Regions from separate parts of the Homo sapiens genome. Here region 2 is linked to region 1. A link is a loop called in an ENCODE intact Hi-C map of the cell type or tissue named here. Cell type or tissue: CD4-positive, alpha-beta T cell. All regions are shown on one strand. Region 1 overlaps LOC107984399 (a long non-coding RNA gene). Region 2 overlaps GRIK4 (glutamate ionotropic receptor kainate type subunit 4).

Evidence for each region. A loop is a pair of places that touch in the nucleus more often than their neighbours do. Peaks named below come from ENCODE experiments on the same cell type or tissue, not always from the same donor. Only the 100,000 strongest peaks of a DNase experiment are listed, where the experiment ranks them.
Region 2: a loop joins it to region 1, with 3 times the contacts of the local background. A loop is called at or near these places in 3 of 110 quality-filtered maps.

Annotation. Positions count from the first base shown.
Region 1 is chr11:120,171,397-120,173,896 of GRCh38, forward strand. LOC107984399 (a long non-coding RNA gene) reads left to right here. Exons shown (of 2, transcript NR_159965.1): 2 at 1-285. Among named protein-coding and RNA genes, the nearest start is that of TRIM29, 35 kb to the left of the region's middle. In CD4-positive, alpha-beta T cell, a CTCF peak has its summit at 1,028; a DNase peak (open chromatin) is centred at 1,025; H3K27me3 peaks cover 1,069 bases.
Region 2 is chr11:120,684,024-120,686,523 of GRCh38, forward strand. The region is part of intron 3 of GRIK4 (glutamate ionotropic receptor kainate type subunit 4); the gene reads left to right. Among named protein-coding and RNA genes, the nearest start is that of GRIK4, 170 kb to the left of the region's middle. In CD4-positive, alpha-beta T cell, a CTCF peak has its summit at 1,110 (motif pointing left); a DNase peak (open chromatin) is centred at 1,068; H3K27me3 peaks cover 150 bases.

The DNA.
Region 1 (2,500 bases):
TTTGGGAGGCTGAGACGGGAGGATCACATGAGGCCAGGAATTCAAGACCAGCCTGAGTAACATGATGAGACCCCCATCTCTACAAAAAAACAAAAAACACTTTGGTTTTTGTTTGTTTGTTTGTTTTTGTTTTTGTTTTTAATTAGCAGGGCATGATGGTGTGTTTCTGTAGTCCCAGCTACTCGGGAGGCTGAGGCGGGAGGATCAGTTGAGCCCAGGAGTTCAAGACCAGCCTGGACAACACAGCAGACCCCGTCTTTATAAAATAAATTCAGTAAAATGGAAGGGAGAGAGTCCATCTCTATTCCAGGTGCTTGGTCCTGGGGGAAGGTAGGGGAAGGGACAGAGAAGGAAGCAGGAGAGGCAGCACCAACACCTCTTCCCACCTGTGGGAGATTCTGCTCTCTCATTGACTGGAGCTGGGCTTGCCAGAAAGTCAGATGTGGCCAGTCATCTCTCTCTTGCCCCACCTGAGGTGAGCTCTAACTGTACCTTCTCCATCTCAGAAATAAACGTGGCCTTTGAGTGGGGACACTCAACAGTCAACTTCCCTGCTTCCCATGAGGCAGAGTTGCAGAAACCTAGATTCAATCCCTGCTGCACCAGTCCCTTACTAACTATGTGACACTGGACAAGATGTAGCCTCTCCAGCAGTGGCCAACTTTGTTTCGCTCTTATTACATACCAGGCCCTTGGGCAAGCACTTGCCCCCATCCGTGCAACAACCCCACGAAGTAGCCCATCTCACAGGCAAGAAAACTGAGGTTCCAAGAGGTTATGTAAGTTGCCACCATCACACAGCTGGCAAGTGGGAGAGCTAGAAGGTGGATGGTGGCAGAGTCTGGGCATTGGCACGTCACCCTCCCAGAGCACCGGGATGGGGAAAGGAGGTCTCTGGAAAGTATCTATCCAGCACAGGTGGAAACTCAACGCTGATTCTGGGTTTTTTGTCGCATCCCCTTTCGGAGGGAACCAAACTGTGATTCCTTGATCTCACCACAGGGTGTCTCCACGCCACTACTCAACCAGCCACCCGATGCCTGGGCTACCTTTGGCGCAGCCCTTCCTCCTGTGGGACTGGCTGCAGCCCTCCTGCTCCTGTGTGGCCTGTTTGCGCCTGTCTTGTCTTCAGCGGGGACAGGCTCTGATTCCTCTGGGAAGCATGAGGGCTGTCACTGACCTGCACCCCCTGCCTTGTGGGGTTCAGCGGAGTGGCGTGGAACAGAAGTGCTGCTTTCCACGTGGCCTCTTCTCTGCCTCCCCCAAGTTCCCCCACACTGTCCTGTGTCAAGAGTCACAGCCAGAGCCTCAGTCTCCAGAAGTCACGGCAACAGAGCTGTGGGGAGATCCCACGCCCTCCCATGGGGGACCTTGACCTGCCTGGAGAGAGGGGCTCGTGCCACCTGCGTGGGGCCCCTCCCCAGTCTGGCTTGGTAACTGCGGACCTCTGTATTACTTCCTCTTCTCCGCAGCCCATGCTGCCGTGAATGTCCCCGTGTGACAGTTGTTAGAAGGGGAGTAATTACCTCCTTTTGGAAGTTTCAATGAGACCATGTAGGTAAAAAACATCTTGCAAGCTCTTCATTGAAATGTTGCTTGCCAAAAATAGGGAAACGGGGGCTAGGTCAAATGACTGTCCCAAAGCCACTCAGTAAGTCAGCGGTGGCCATAGGATCCTGATCCCAATCTAGCGATTCTCCCAAGAAATCACACTTGACTTTGGGGTGGCCTCCTCTGTGTGAACCTAGTCCAGGGCGTTGAAAGGGCACAGAACAGAGATCCTCGGGAGGAGGAGGAATCTGGGGATGAAGGAGTTAAGGGGGCCTGGAGCCGGGATGGCTGAAGGCTATAAAGAGACCAGTATGAGAGGAAGAGGCCAGCGAGGGGCCTGGCTTTGATTAGGCCCCCAAGGCCATCTGGAGAACCAGACGCTGGAGATGGGTTGGTTTTATGGGGGCAGATGGCATAAATTATAGGGGCGTTAATGGGGTAGAGGGGTTCCCCCCACAGTGCTTCTGAAAGGGGTTGCATGGGGGGTCCTCGTCCCTAGCAGCCTGGGCCAATCCCATCTGCTCCAGCCTCTGCTGTGTCTCCCTGCCTGCAGTACAATACCCTCCACAGAAACTGCCCCCAGAGGCATCTGAGAGCATGCTCCAGCACTCAAAGGAAACAGAGACCCTCTGCTGCCTAGACAGGAGCCACATCAGGACGGTGGTACTGCCTGGAGCCATCATATGATGGGCAACCCAACATCTGGCTCAACGAATCCTCAACAGCCAGCCAATTGAGAATGGTCATGTCCCATTTGTCTCCAAGCCAACTGCAGGACTTGAACAGTCATCAGATCACACCCTCAATGGTGAGGGGCTTGGTGACCATCCTATCCAAACACTTCAACAGAAGCCTAGGGCTACACAGCTAACTGACCTCAGGGCTGGACTTGAAACTTAGACTCCTCACACTTGAGCCAGTACATTTTCATGACCACTCGCCATCATCA
Region 2 (2,500 bases), 510 kb after region 1:
TGGGAAGAAAGCAAAGTGAGGCTGGGTGTAATGGCTCACACCTGTAATCCCAACACTTTGGGAGGCTGAGGTGGGAGGATTGCTTGAGGCCAGGAGTTCGAGACCAGCCTGGGCAACATAGGGAGACCCTGGCTCTACAAAAAAATAAAATTAGTTGGGCGTAATGGTGCATGCTTGTAGTTCCAGCTATTTGGGAGGCTGAGGCAGGAGAATCACTTGAGCCTGGGAGATTGAGGCTGCAGTGAACTGAGATCTCACTACTGCACTCCCATCTGGGTGACAGAGCAAGAGCCAGTTTCTAAGAAATAAAAAAGGAAAGAAATCAAAGCGAAACAAATGGAATATGAATTTGATTTAATTGATGGTCGGTTGGCCCATTCAGTTATTCATAGTATGGCCAAGCCATTGTAAGTCAGGGTTAAGAAGAAAATTGACATTATTTGATCCCTAACCTCTAAGAGTTTGTGGAGACAATACGAACACACATGAAAAGTGAATGACAGTGCAAGACCGTTTAGTTACTTTAGCAAGGCAAAACATATTTAAGTGTTCAATGAATGATGCAGACTCTAAATATATGGTAAAGAGCCTAGGTGCAGGAGAATTCACCCTTTCTTTACCAGAGTAGTCAAGGAAAGCTTTTCTGTGCTTACCTGACACGGTGATTCATCTTGGAGGAGTAAATAAAGATGCTTTTTTTTTTTGGAGACGGAGTCTCGCTCTGTCGCCCAGGCTGGAGTGCAGTGGCGCGATCTCAGCTCACTGCAAGCTCCGCCTCCCGGCTTCACGCCATTATCCTGCCTCAGCCTCCGAGTAGCTGGGACTACAGGCGCCCGCCACCGCGCCCGGCTAATTTTTTGTATTTTTAGTAGAGACGGGGTTTCACTGTGGTCTCGATCTCCTGACCTCGTGATCCGCCTGCCTCAGCCTCCCAAAGTGCTGGGATTACAGGCATGAGCCACCACACCTGGCCATAAAGGTGCTTTTTAAGCTGTGAAGGAAGTCAGATGGAATGGAAGGGAACCTCTGAGTCAGTACTTCTGTGGAAGATGACATTTAGATCTGCTGCCATCTGTCGGTGAGTGTGGAAAGGAGCTTGGAGCTTAGTCTTCAGGTACTGGAAAGGAAAGGTGCCAAGAGGAACCAGGTGTTGACACCTCCCTCTCTGGAGGACAAGTGAGCTTTAGTCTAGTTCATTGTCGTTAAAAATATGACCCTCAGACCAGCAGCATTGACATCACCTAAGAGAGTGTGAAAATCCAAAATCTCCAGTCCTATCCCAGAGGTACTAAATCAGTGTCTGCATTTTCATCAAATCCCCAGGTGATTCTCATGTTCATTAAAGTTTGAGAAACATGGGTCTAACCCTTGTCATGTAGGGCTCTTCTGGGATACCTCCTGGGTCCGCCCGTACCCCTCACCTGCCAGAGATTCTGATTGGTGGGACTAGGATGGGACTTGGAAGTTAATATTTTTAATAGGTACCCCCAGATGATGCCATCAGACAAGTGTTCAAAGCTCTGCTTTAGGCTGTTCTGTTGCTGTGCCCCATGTCCCTGGGGCAGGCCGGCTTTTTCTCCATGCACACACCTGGACCTAGGCATTCTTTTCCCTATCAAACTCATTTTTTTGAAGACCACCAACCCAATGGCATTTTCTTGGTCTTCCTCATCTCATCCCCCTTCACTTTTGCAGCAGTTGCAGTTCTGAAGCTTTTTGAAGCTCTCTCTTGATCTTGGTTTCCATTAGGCTATGGTCGTCTTTCTCAGTCCTTCTCTTATTGCTAACAACTCCTTTCTTGTCTCTTTTGCTGATGATTCTTCTGCCCTAAGCCCTTTGTGCCTCCCTCACCCTTTCTGGGCAATCTTGTGCCCTCCCTGGAAGTAAACAACTTCCAAATCATCTGCAGCGCTACCTCTCTCCAACTCCAGCTGTGCGCAGAGTTCAACATGTGTTGATCTACTTAGGCTGTAGATTTCAGCTGAGGGATGTTGGGTAAATTAATTTACTTTTGAGTCTCAGTATACCTTTAAAGTGGGATTAATTACATGTGATTCAAGGGATTATTTTGGACACCAAATGGGATAATGTATGTAAACTATGTGGCACATCGTAAGCGCATAATAAATGTTAGTTTCTTAAAAAAAAGCATGATACATCCATCAATCTGAACCCAATTCTTCATACCTATCCTGCATTTTTAAAGTGTGACTTTACTCATACCCTGCCCTCTGCTTAGAATATCCATTTTTCTGTCTTTCAAGGCCAAACTCTGTTGCTGCCTCAACCGTGAAGTCTATTATCAACCCAATTCCAAATCAGCTTTCACACAAATACCTGTACTTCTTTAACTGTGCCACTTATAGTACCTAAATCACTGTCTACCTTGTATTATAATTATTTAAGCACACGGTATCTTTCCTAAAAACTGAAAGTTCCTTTTAGGCCAGGCTCATGGCCTTACAATAGTTGTATTCCCCAGGGGGCCTCACACAGTGCC